2 separate regions of the Mus musculus genome follow, and region 1 is linked to region 2. A link is a loop called in an ENCODE intact Hi-C map of the cell type or tissue named here. Cell type or tissue: heart. All regions are shown on one strand. Links, peaks and the distances in the headings refer to the core of each region. The heading gives the core; the rest is flanking DNA.

Region 1 (5,373 bases), core at 59-5,058, 220 kb after region 2:
CCTCGTGTGAGTGGAGTGCAGCGTGAACAGGCTTCAGACGGAGCCCTTTTCCATGGCACCTGTGCGGTAGCCATGGCGTGAGGGGTGGACCTGGGTTCTCAGTTAGTGACAGTCTTTACTCAGAAACTTTCATCCTGAGTACTGGCCCAGTGATGACCATCCAAGGGCATCAAAGAGAGACTTGTCACATCTTTGGAATATACACCATGTACCTCATTAAGGTCAAAGGGTGCCTCCCTTTCTCAGAGGTGAGGCACTCACAAGCTCAGGTGCCTTAGGTGAGCAGAAGGGGGGTGTGTGAGGACACAGCAGCAGCAGCAGGAGCAGCAGGAGCAGCAGCAGCAGCAGGAGCAGCAGGAGCAGCAGGAGCAGCAGCAGCAGGAGCAGCAGCAGGAGCAGCAGCAGCAGCAGCAGCGGGGTCGGTGGTATGAGGTCCTTACCGAAGGCCAGAAACAAACCATCATATGACCTCTCTGGAGATCCACCCCACCTACCCCAGCCCCGGAGATTCTCTCAAGCTGCACCAGTTCCAAAGGCTCCCAGCCCTGTGGCCACACTAGGCCAAGATATTTTCAAAGACAACAGTTTGGAAAGCATGCAGTGTGGGAAGGATGGGTGCAGATTTTTTTTTTATTTGTGTCTAACAAGGCCTGACTTGGAGATGCCATTGTTTGGTGTCATGAGTGGGGTTGATTGGAGAAGCTATAAAATAATTAAGTTGTGCGTGTATGTGCATGTTGCATGTGGGTATAAGTCAGAGCTCATCTTCCAAGTGTGGTTGCTCAGGAACTGCCCAACTTCTGAGACACAGTCTCTCACTGGAACCCAGGGCTTGCTGTTTATAGCTGGCTGGCCAGTGAGCCTGGGATCATCTGACTGTCTCTGACTGCTCTGTGCTGGGAGTTACAAGTATGTGTCACCACACGATGCTCTTTCCCTTCCTTTCTCCCCACCCCCCCTTTATTTTTTTGCATGAGTTCTGGAAAAAAAAAAACTTTACCAACTGAGACCGTCTCCCCAGAACTAAGAAGTGACCTTTTGAAAAATTAATCCTCTGAAACACCTTGTCTCAACCATCCTAAATAACTTAGTGTACAATGCCATCTTTTGTTGATGTGTGTTCCTCTCCCTCTCTTCCTCCTTTTCCTTTTATCCCTTTCTCCTTCTCTTTCTCTCTCCTCCTCTCTGTGCCCTCCTGCCTGCTGCTTCTCTCTATAGCAGACTCCTGGGGGTCACACTCCGAGCTCTGTGTGTAGAGATGCTGGGGGTGGGGAGCGTAAGGTACAGGCTGCAGTTCTACAATGAAATTCTTTGCAGGTGGAGTCATCGCAAGAAGCCAATGCTGAGGTGATGCGGGAGATGACGAGAAAGCTGTACAGCCAGTATGAGGAGAAACTGCAGGAGGCACAGCGCAAGCACAGTGCGGAGAAGGAGGTGCTCCTGGTACGTGTATGCTGCCTAAAGCACAACATGCGAGACATGGCTAGCAGGTTTAGTCAGAAGCTGAAGGGAGTCATGAGGTTGGATATAAAGAGGAGTCAGGGGGTTCATTCATTCATTCATTCATTCATATTTATGCCATTGGTGTTAGATGCATGTGTGCACTGTGCACATTGGTGCCCTGGCTCATGTGTGCCCTTATGGAGGTGAGAAATTCATGCTTGTATTATGCCTCTGCCATTCGCCACCTTCCTTATTATTTATTAATTTTGAAATGGAGTCTTTCACTGAACCTGGAGCTTGCCATTTAGTGTAGGCTGCTGGCCATCTGTTTCCCAGGATTCCCCAACCCTTTGGCTGTGTGTTAGCTCCCACAGTGCATGCTCTGTCATGCCCAGCTTTTACTTCCATGCCGGGGATGCGAACTCAGGTCCTCATGCTTGCACAGAAAGCTCTTCACCCACTGAGCGATCTCCCTGGCCCAGGGAATTTATTTGATTGTTCAGTTGCTCCCATTTTTTCCTCCTTCTGGAATAACCCAATGTCTCTGTCTCAAAATATGCATTTCTCCAGCTAATCGGACCACTCACCAGCACCCAAGCGGATCCTGTGTTTGTCTGTTTATTCCATTTGTTTCTCCTTCTGAAAACTCCCACTTCCCCATCCTGGGATAATACCATCCCAGCCCACTCCCCTTGAAAGCTCCACCCTTCCCATCCTGAGCTCTGTTATTCCCACAACTAGAAAGCCATTCTCCCTTCCTCCTCCTGGCTGCGTGATTACACTGTACCTCTCAGGAGTCCTTGTCCCTGTCCCTGTCCTCCTTCCCCCACCTTACAACTGTGTCTGGTTTATCTGTGTTCTTGGAGGTTTAATCAACACAAAGATCTTTGTTTTGTTTTGTTTTGTTTTGTTTTGTTTTTTCCATAAGAGTAAGTTGGAGCATTGCATTGTGGGAGGAAGATCTGGGAATTCATTCTACTTCAGTTGTATGTTGGCTCACACAGTGACACTCAGAGCATTTGTGTAGATTTTTTAACCCTTCACAAGCTGTTTTATTTCATTTCTTTTTTTTTTCACACCTTTGGAATATAAGCTTTCAGAAGAGACAGTGACTAGACTCATTGAAAAGCCACCTGAGGGGGCTGGCAAGATGGCTCAGTGGTTAAGAGCGCAGACTGCTCTTCCGAAGGTCCAGAGTTCAAATCCCAGCAACCACATGGTGGCTCACAACCATCCGTAACGGAATCTGATGCCCTCTTCTGGAGAGTCTGAGGATAGCTACAGTGTATATATAATAAATAATAATAATAATAAATAAATAAATCTTTAGGAAAAAGAAAAGCCACCTGAAGGGTCAGAGGGTGACTTCCTTGGGGGTTTAACTCCTTTTATAGAGGTCACCCACCAAATATCCTACATATCAGATATTTACGCTATGAGTCATAACTATCAAAATTACAGTTATAAATAAGGAAAATAATTTTATAGTTAGGGGTTACCACAACATGAACTGTCTTAAAACGTCACAGCATTAGGAAGGTTGAGAACCGTAGCAGATAAAGATGCTTACTGCCAGATGATAAGCTGAGCTTGATCCTGAAACCCACGTGGTGGGAGGAGAGAGCAGACACTTGAAGCTACCCTCTCACTTCCACACTCCTGACCACACACACGGACACCCGTGTCACCCAGATCCCCTCAACACACAAAATAAAATAAACGTAAAATAAAGTTAAAGAAGAAGCTACATGATGTGCATTGTTCAGAGGCGAAACCAGGCTCAAGACAGTTGAGTCCACTCTGTGTGAGACACACAGGTCCCAAGGTCATGCTTTCCCAGGGAGATCATGACCCAGTGAGGCTCTGACTGGACTGGGGTGAGTCACCTGGGTATCCAGGCCGTGCTGAGGAGAGTGTGTACCCTGTTGCAGGAAGAAACCAATAGCTTTCTGAAGGCCATCGAAGAGGCCAATAAGAAGATGGAGGCAGCTGAGCTCAGCCTGGAGGAGAAAGACCAGAAGATCGGGGAACTGGACAGGCTGATTGAACGCATGGAGAAGGTAACAGACGCAGCTGGTAACTATTGCTTGCTTGTTTCTGTAGTGATGGCCATTGAGCCCATGGCCTTGTGTGTGGTAGGCAAGCCATTAGCTACAAACCTATCAGGCCAAGCCCGTCACAATTATTTTGATACGTTTAAAAAACATCAACACCTGTAAAATTCTTTCTGCAAATTAATATTGCAGCAGCTAGCTTCTGTGGGCGCCCCAGATGTGCTCTTTATTTAACCCAATGAGGCAATGTGTTTGGCGGCTCCATCAGCACCCCGCCCCTCGTGTTTCTGGGGCAGGTGTCTGGGGCAGGTTGACTTTTGCATGACACACCTTGAATGAGGTGCGGAGGCAAACTCTTCTGTGTGTGGCAAACAGGCTGACAATGGAGCTTGGGGGGTAGGTGGGGGGCTTACGGAGTCTACAAGCCAGTCTAGAGGCAGGAGCAGAAATGGACCCACCTTTGCTGGCAGGGCTCTGCAAACGTTTTTTTTTTTTTAAAGGATTTTGCTATATTAATATCTATAATGTATGTCTAGTGAGATTTCAGTGATGACAGGTACTGTACTTTTATTAACAGTTCCATTAAATGTTAATAAGTTAAATAAATGTTAAATTAAACTTAAATCTATACATACGCACACATTTATAGATTCAGCAAAGTGTATGAAGCATATAGCTTGACACACATATGTTTCTTATTGCTACTGAAGTAAATTGCCGAAAAGTAGCTTTCGGTTATGTGAATTTATTGTTTTCAGTTCTGGAGGTGAGAAGTCCCACTCTGGTGTCAGAGTTAGCCATGTAATGCTGTCTTAGCATCCCAACTTGAACTCTACTGCTTCCTCTAGCTTGATCCATGAGACCATGCAGATCATTAACCATGTTTTCACAGTTCCCCTTTCTGTGTGAGATGGTGTGTTTATGCGGGACTAGGTCCTGGACTTCTTTGTGTTGGGGGGACCATTGTGCTGGCCATTATGGCCAGCATCATATATGTCTTATAAGCAATTATTCCTGTGTAAACACACCTGGGTTGGTCCATAAGCCATTATCAGAATTTCAGAGCCTCTTTGCTAGATGTTTTTGAAAACAATAAGGACTCACAATGTCATGGGCCATTGATTTACGACATAGATTATCATTATTTAGAACTATAAGTTTTCATAAGACGTGTAATCCTGGGCTGGGGTTCATGTGGTTTGCCTAGAGTGTTTTTTTCCAGATCCATACATATGTCTATGCATTGGGCCCCTTTGAGTTCTGAGCTCTGACCTAGTGGATGTGTGAACAGGGAGTGTTGTACAGACTTGGAGAGCTGGGTGTGCCTGGTGTTCATCCTCTGCCTAGCTCCATCTGGATCCATTGATTATGTCTGTTTTAGGAACGGCATCAGCTCCAGCTCCAGCTCCTTGAGCATGAGACAGAAATGTCAGGGGAGATGGCAGATTCTGACAAGAACAGGTGAGGCAGGCTGGCCTTGGACTTCGAGCAACTCAGAGGTGGATATGCACACTGGTTGTGTGTGTGTGTGTGTGTGTGTGTGTGTGTGTGTGTGTGCATGCGCGTGTGCACTAGATGCACATGTGTGCATGTTCTTGCCCACAGAGGCCAGAGGAAGAAGTCTGGTGTCCTTCTCTTATCACTTTCTACCTCATTCTCTTGATCCAGGGTCTCTTGCTGAACCTGGAACAAGGCTGGTAGCAAACAAAGCCCAGTCATCTTTCTGTCTCCCCTCCCCCAACATCCACAGCTATGCCTAAGTTTTTACAATGGGTGTGCTGGGGATTTGAACTCATGCTTAGGTCTTCATGCTTGCCTAAGAAGACTTCTTACCCACTGGGCCTTCTCCTCAACCTAGTGTGCACTGTTTCTGATA
Region 2 (5,373 bases), core at 61-5,060:
TCTTGCTCAAGGCTCCAGATACAGACTTCTGCTCTGGGGCGCTCTTGAGAGACCCTTCTATCTCCCTAGTGCTCCTTCAGCACTTCAGTGGGATAAAGCACTTCCCACAATGCTCTCTGCTAGCCTCATTCACTAAGTCTCCCAAGTGAAGGCCCCGGATGAGCATCACCCTGCAGTCTCCTTTCTCTGCCCCTTCCACTGGGCAACATTGCTCCTGCCTCCCGTGTTGCCTGAACATTTTGGCACTACACAATTCACAAAATTTGGAGGAGGAAAGAGATGATTTTTTTTCCTACCTTTCTTCCTGATTTTTTTTTTTTTTCTTTAGGCAAATTGCTGTCACTGACAAAACAACCCCCTTATCCTCTACCAGAAAAAAAAAAAATCCTCTCAGATTCTATCTCAGGGTCAAGCCTGTGAGTCTCCCACCGAGGAAAAGATACCGGAAAGGCGCGGCTCAGAATCTCAGAGGCTTTGACAGCACAGGCTTGCTCTCCCTTCAGGCTGGTGGGGCTTGAATATCTGTAGTGACAGCAGAGACAGGGACAGCGGCCTAGCCCAGGCAGATTCTGCTCCTCGCCTCGCTTCCCCATCTACTCCCCATATTTTTATATATTTTAATCATTAGACTACCTGTTGGGAAAGAAGGGGTCAGGCATGCTGGGTAAATGGTGTTTCTATGGTCAGCAAATGTTTGCTGAGCATGTACTTTCTGCAAACGCTCTCAAGGGTCTGAGTGGGAATAGACGGGTGGCAGGTGGTTCAGTTTCCTCCTCGAGGGAGGAGTCCCTACCCTCCCCGCCACAGACACCGCCCCCACACCCTTCCACTTCTCCCTCGGGTGAGCTGTCTATTTCCTGCCCCTGAGTGAGGGCTCGACACACTCATTTCCCAGTACCTGGTTTTGCTCATACGTTGTTTCTCTACCACCAGCCCAGCTACCAGCCCGCTGTTCACAGTTATCCCACAGTTCTATAAAACCTCAGTGGCAGCCGGGCAGTGGTGGCACATGCCTTTAATCCCAGCACTTGGGAGGCAGAGGCAGGAAGATCACTCTGAGTTCAAGGCCAGCCTGGTCTACAGAGAGAATTCTTGACAGCCAGGGCACAGAGACACAGGACACAGAGAAACCCTGTCTTGAAAAACCAAATAAAAACCCCAAATAGTTAAGTAAATAAATAAGTAAACAAACAAACAAATAAGTATATCACTTGATGAATAGAGGTTCAGATCCCAAGCTCCCACATCAGATGCTCAACCTCCTGTAGCTCCAGCAGGTCCCACATCTTCTCTGGTCTCTGTGAACACTGCACATGCATGGTGCACACATATACACCCAGGCACACATGTAGACATGAAATAAATACATCTTTAAAAAACATACCTCTTTCCCTGTGGTCCTATTTCTGTTTCTGGAAACACATCTGGTTACCAGTTTTAGACGCTCTCTGGGACCGTCCCTCCCCACACGGATTCCTCTTGTAAGCCTCCTCCTGGTTTGTACGGTTCTGCCAATCCCGGTGTTCAGAGCCATTTAGGTGCAGGTTCCACTGCAGGCATTTTGAGGTGTCTAAGGCATGGTTAACATGTGTCTGCGCCTGTGTTATATGACACCCTTTCTATCGTCCAGCACAGCCTCCCTTACAGTTTGCCTAATTCCAGATATACCCAAAACCCAGATGTCTTTGCACTGGCAAGCAGTCCCGTTGAGAACACTGTTCATGCAGTTTTATCATCTACAAAGCCCAGACTTGAGAACTAAGCAATCAAGTTTCACAAAAACGTGCAATGTTTTAAGTAGGCTTACTACTTTCTTTTTGTTGGGAGGAGGGACAAAGGTTGCATTCATAACTATACTCGGCTGACTAGGCGTGGAGCATGCCTGGTAGACCCACTGTTTCCAAAGGGGTCCAGGGAGAATAGCTTCCTCCTTTGTCTTCTTTTTAAAGATCACTTGAAAATATTTTTTTTTCAAGTTTTGCCTGCATGTATACCTGTGCGCCACATATATGCAGTACCCGAGGAGGCCAGAAGATGGCACTAGATCCTCCTGGCACTGAAGTTAACAAAGGTTTTGGGAGCTGTCTTGATGGTGCTGGGAATTGAACCAGATCTTATAGAACAGAAACAGATCTTAACTTCTGAGCCATTTCTCCAGCTCTGTAAATAAATACAAGCACGTTTCATCACTGTGCAACTTTTCTTCTATTGCTGTTGCAGTTTTCCTACAAAATAATCACTATTACTTTTTGAAATCTTTTCACGTTACTGTTTTGAGTGACTGAATTTTTGAGTGTTGATTTTATTCAACATGTTTGTCAGTAAACATTTACTTATTAAAATACTGTAAGACACATGCCATTTCTGCAGTCCTTTCTTCAGGAATAACAAGCCGTTGAGTGAGTGCCTCGCTCACTTTACAATGGAGGAAACTGAACTTGGAAATGACACCCTGGCCTTCCCAGTTGGCAATGTAATGCCACCTTCCCTGGAAAACTAACTAAACTAGGGCCTGAGAGTTTGTCTCTAATGTCTGTGCTGCTACCAGGAGCCAGGTGACCTCAGAGCTAGGCCCAGCTTTAGCTTATAGACGTCACTTTGTCACTTCGTGCCTTTTGTGATTTGCTTCTAGGTGACAGAACAAGGCTGAGTGGAAGAATGGGGGGAAACTGAGATCTGGGGTGGGATTGCGGAATAGGGAAAGTTTCCTGGAGGAGGGGTTGTAAGGGGGTGCTGAGAGAGAGAAGAGAGTGGCTGCGGGTGGGAACGGGGTGCTGGTATGGGCGCAGGGAGGTCTCAGGGCGCAGATGGGGCAGGGTTTCAGGGATCGCCCGGGACTGTCCGCGAGGGGCCGCAGTCCTCGGTCCGCCGGGTCCTGGGTCGCTGGGAGGGTCCGGACGCAGACCCGCCTGCTCCTCCTCCCGGGAGGGCGGGCGACTGCAGGGCGGGGCGGGGCTGGCGCGGCCTCCTGGCGACGCGGCGGCCGCTGCTCTCCGGCCCGGCTCTGCGGGCAGCTGCCGGAGCGGGACCCTGGAGGCAGAGGCGGTAAGTGAGCTCCGAGCGGGAGCCCGGAGGGTGTGCGCGGGACCCCGGAGCCCAGACGGTGCCCGGGAACTCGACAGGCTCGAGCTCCTGCAGCTTTGCGCAGTGCTCAGCCTCAGCGTCGGTCGTGGGATCCGGGCGCCGCGGCTGCAGTCCCGGGGCTGGAGGTGCGCTCCTGCCTCCTACGCTGAGCCCAGTACTGCAGACGAGTCGGACAGTTGGTGGCGAGCCTGTACAGGGCTCTAGTGACAGCTGCGGGCGAGCCCCACGGAGCACCGCACTCCCAACCCTTCCCTGCAGTGTTTGATCTCAGTGCTCTTTAAGCCATTCCTTAGAACAGGCTGGTGGCCGCTCCGCTGTCCTGGCCCCGCGTGCCACTGCACTGTCCAGGCAGGTCACCCCGAAAGCCCTTAAACCACGAGAGCACTTTTTTCGCTTTCTGAGGGACTTTTCCAAGTTGCATCACCGTTTGGCTTCAAGGTAGGTGCCTGGCTGTGGTGTTGGACTTACAGAGACTTTTTTTTTTTTTTTTAAGAACTTTGTATATTTACTGTGTGCGTGCCCTTTTACCCCAAGAACCCTTCCAACGCCGAGTACCCTGCTCAAAATACTGTAGGAGTTCTTTTAAAGAGGACTTGGCTTGCAGAGTGGGCTACACACCTGGTGAGATTTAAATCAAAACCAATGAAAAGATTCTCACCTTCCTCGCGCCCCCCACCCCCACCCTGGGTACATCTCTACTCCAGGGGTCTGGGGGTAGTCGGCGGTGGGAACTTTTAAAAAGCGACCCCGGGTGGTTCTGGGTGCAGCCAAGTTTGGAAGAGCAGAGCGCTCAGGCTCCTGACCCACCTCTCCACCAGGGGAGCCTGTGGACGCAGCCTGCTAACCTTAGACCGCAGGTGGTGCCATTTAAAAAATAAAAGTTCTCTTTGTTCCTAATTCTATTTACAGTAAATATTTCCGGGGGCACTTTCTATTTAGGAGGTTGGAGTGTGGGCATTAAATTCTGAAGTCATTGCCAGAGTCAAGGTTATATAGTCCTGTCAGGGAAAACCAAGTGATTCGGAAAAGTGTCTCAGATGAAGAGAACACTTAGGATTTGGTGAGCTTTTGTAGACCTCCTCCTTACACAGGCACGTGTGTACAGACACAAAAGCACTTGTGTTACATAAACGTGGGGATTTTCCTGGGAGTGGAGAGACCCTGAAGGGTTTCATTTGTGAGTTAGTTATTTTTGATGTGTGCTCGCGTCCTCAGGAGCAGCCATGTGTATGTTCCTTGATAGAATAAATAACACCTGAGTTAGGGGGTTAGCGTTTCCAGTACCAAGGCAGAGCTCAGCTCAATCGCCTGTCAGGTGACCTAAGATTGATAGGACAATGGGAAGGCTGAACATCTGTTTGAATCCGGTGGTTTTCTGTCACATATGTTTTATGGGACGTTTTGTCACACGTGTTTTAGGACAAGACGGTTGTCCCTGGGTTAACAGTCATCTCTAAGTTAACGCTCTCTGGTATTCCAAGTATGCTCTCACAAGTCTCCTGGTGGTTGCTGCAACGTGGCCACTAATCAGACTTCCCTTTTCCTTAGGCGATGGTCCTGTATATTGTCTTTTTGTAGTATCAGGATGATGTCCCTTTATGGGTGCCCTGGGGAGGGTGTTTGTCTCTGATCTCTGACATGAGCTAGACTGACGTTGATTTTTGAAAATGAAAAATGATAAAGTGTTGTCCCGTTGGCCTGTCCTGTTTCCTCTCCTCCTACTACGGTGCCCTCTCCTGTCACTGGTCAGCTGCTAGAATGTGACCACTGAGGAGTCACCAACATAGCAATGGCCTGCCTGTGGAGAGTGTGGTGTCACAGGGTGGCCCCTGAACCCAGAACCTCCAACTTCCGCAGAGTGTGTATGTATATGTATATATGTGTGTGCAAATGCATACGTGCATGCCAGACCATCAACATGACTGGTGTACACTTGTGAACCTCCTTCTCACCTGGGGAACAGGGCCCACCTTGAAAGTGTCAGATGCCTGAGAGATGGGAGAGTGGTCTGGCCCTGTCCCACACAGAGCGCAGATTTATTACAATACTTCCCACCCTGGGAGAGCACTTGTGATGTTCTGACCTGACCAGAAGAAATGGGTGAGTGGGGTGCCCTTCATCCAGGGGAAGGGGTACAGCCTCCAGGAAGGTGGTCTGTGCTGAGAGCTGTGATTGTGTTAGAACCATCCACTTAGTATAATGGTTTCTATTTTGTAAGTGTGTGTGTGTGTGTGTGTGTGTGTGTGTGTGTGTGAAGTTACTTTCTCATGTTGATGGAATGAGGAATGA

What was found. A loop is a pair of places that touch in the nucleus more often than their neighbours do. Peaks named below come from ENCODE experiments on the same cell type or tissue, not always from the same donor. Only the 100,000 strongest peaks of a DNase experiment are listed, where the experiment ranks them.
Region 1: a loop joins it to region 2, with 3 times the contacts of the local background. A loop is called at or near these places in 2 of 42 quality-filtered maps.

What each region holds. Positions count from the first base shown.
Region 1 is chr9:71,548,309-71,553,681 of GRCm38, reverse strand. Myzap (myocardial zonula adherens protein) reads left to right here. Exons shown (of 13, transcript NM_001033208.4): 7 at 1,318-1,443; 8 at 3,375-3,503; 9 at 4,879-4,958. Among named protein-coding and RNA genes, the nearest start is that of Myzap, 41 kb to the left of the region's middle. In heart, for the core only: a CTCF peak has its summit at 2,708 (motif pointing left); no DNase peak of the experiment used is centred there.
Region 2 is chr9:71,769,181-71,774,553 of GRCm38, reverse strand. Cgnl1 (cingulin-like 1) reads left to right here and starts at 2,952. Exons shown (of 19, transcript NM_026599.5): 1 at 2,952-3,045. In heart, for the core only: CTCF peaks have their summits at 2,033 (motif pointing right), 2,876 and 3,901; DNase peaks (open chromatin) are centred at 2,933 and 3,223; H3K4me3 peaks cover 2,570 bases; H3K27ac peaks cover 3,219 bases.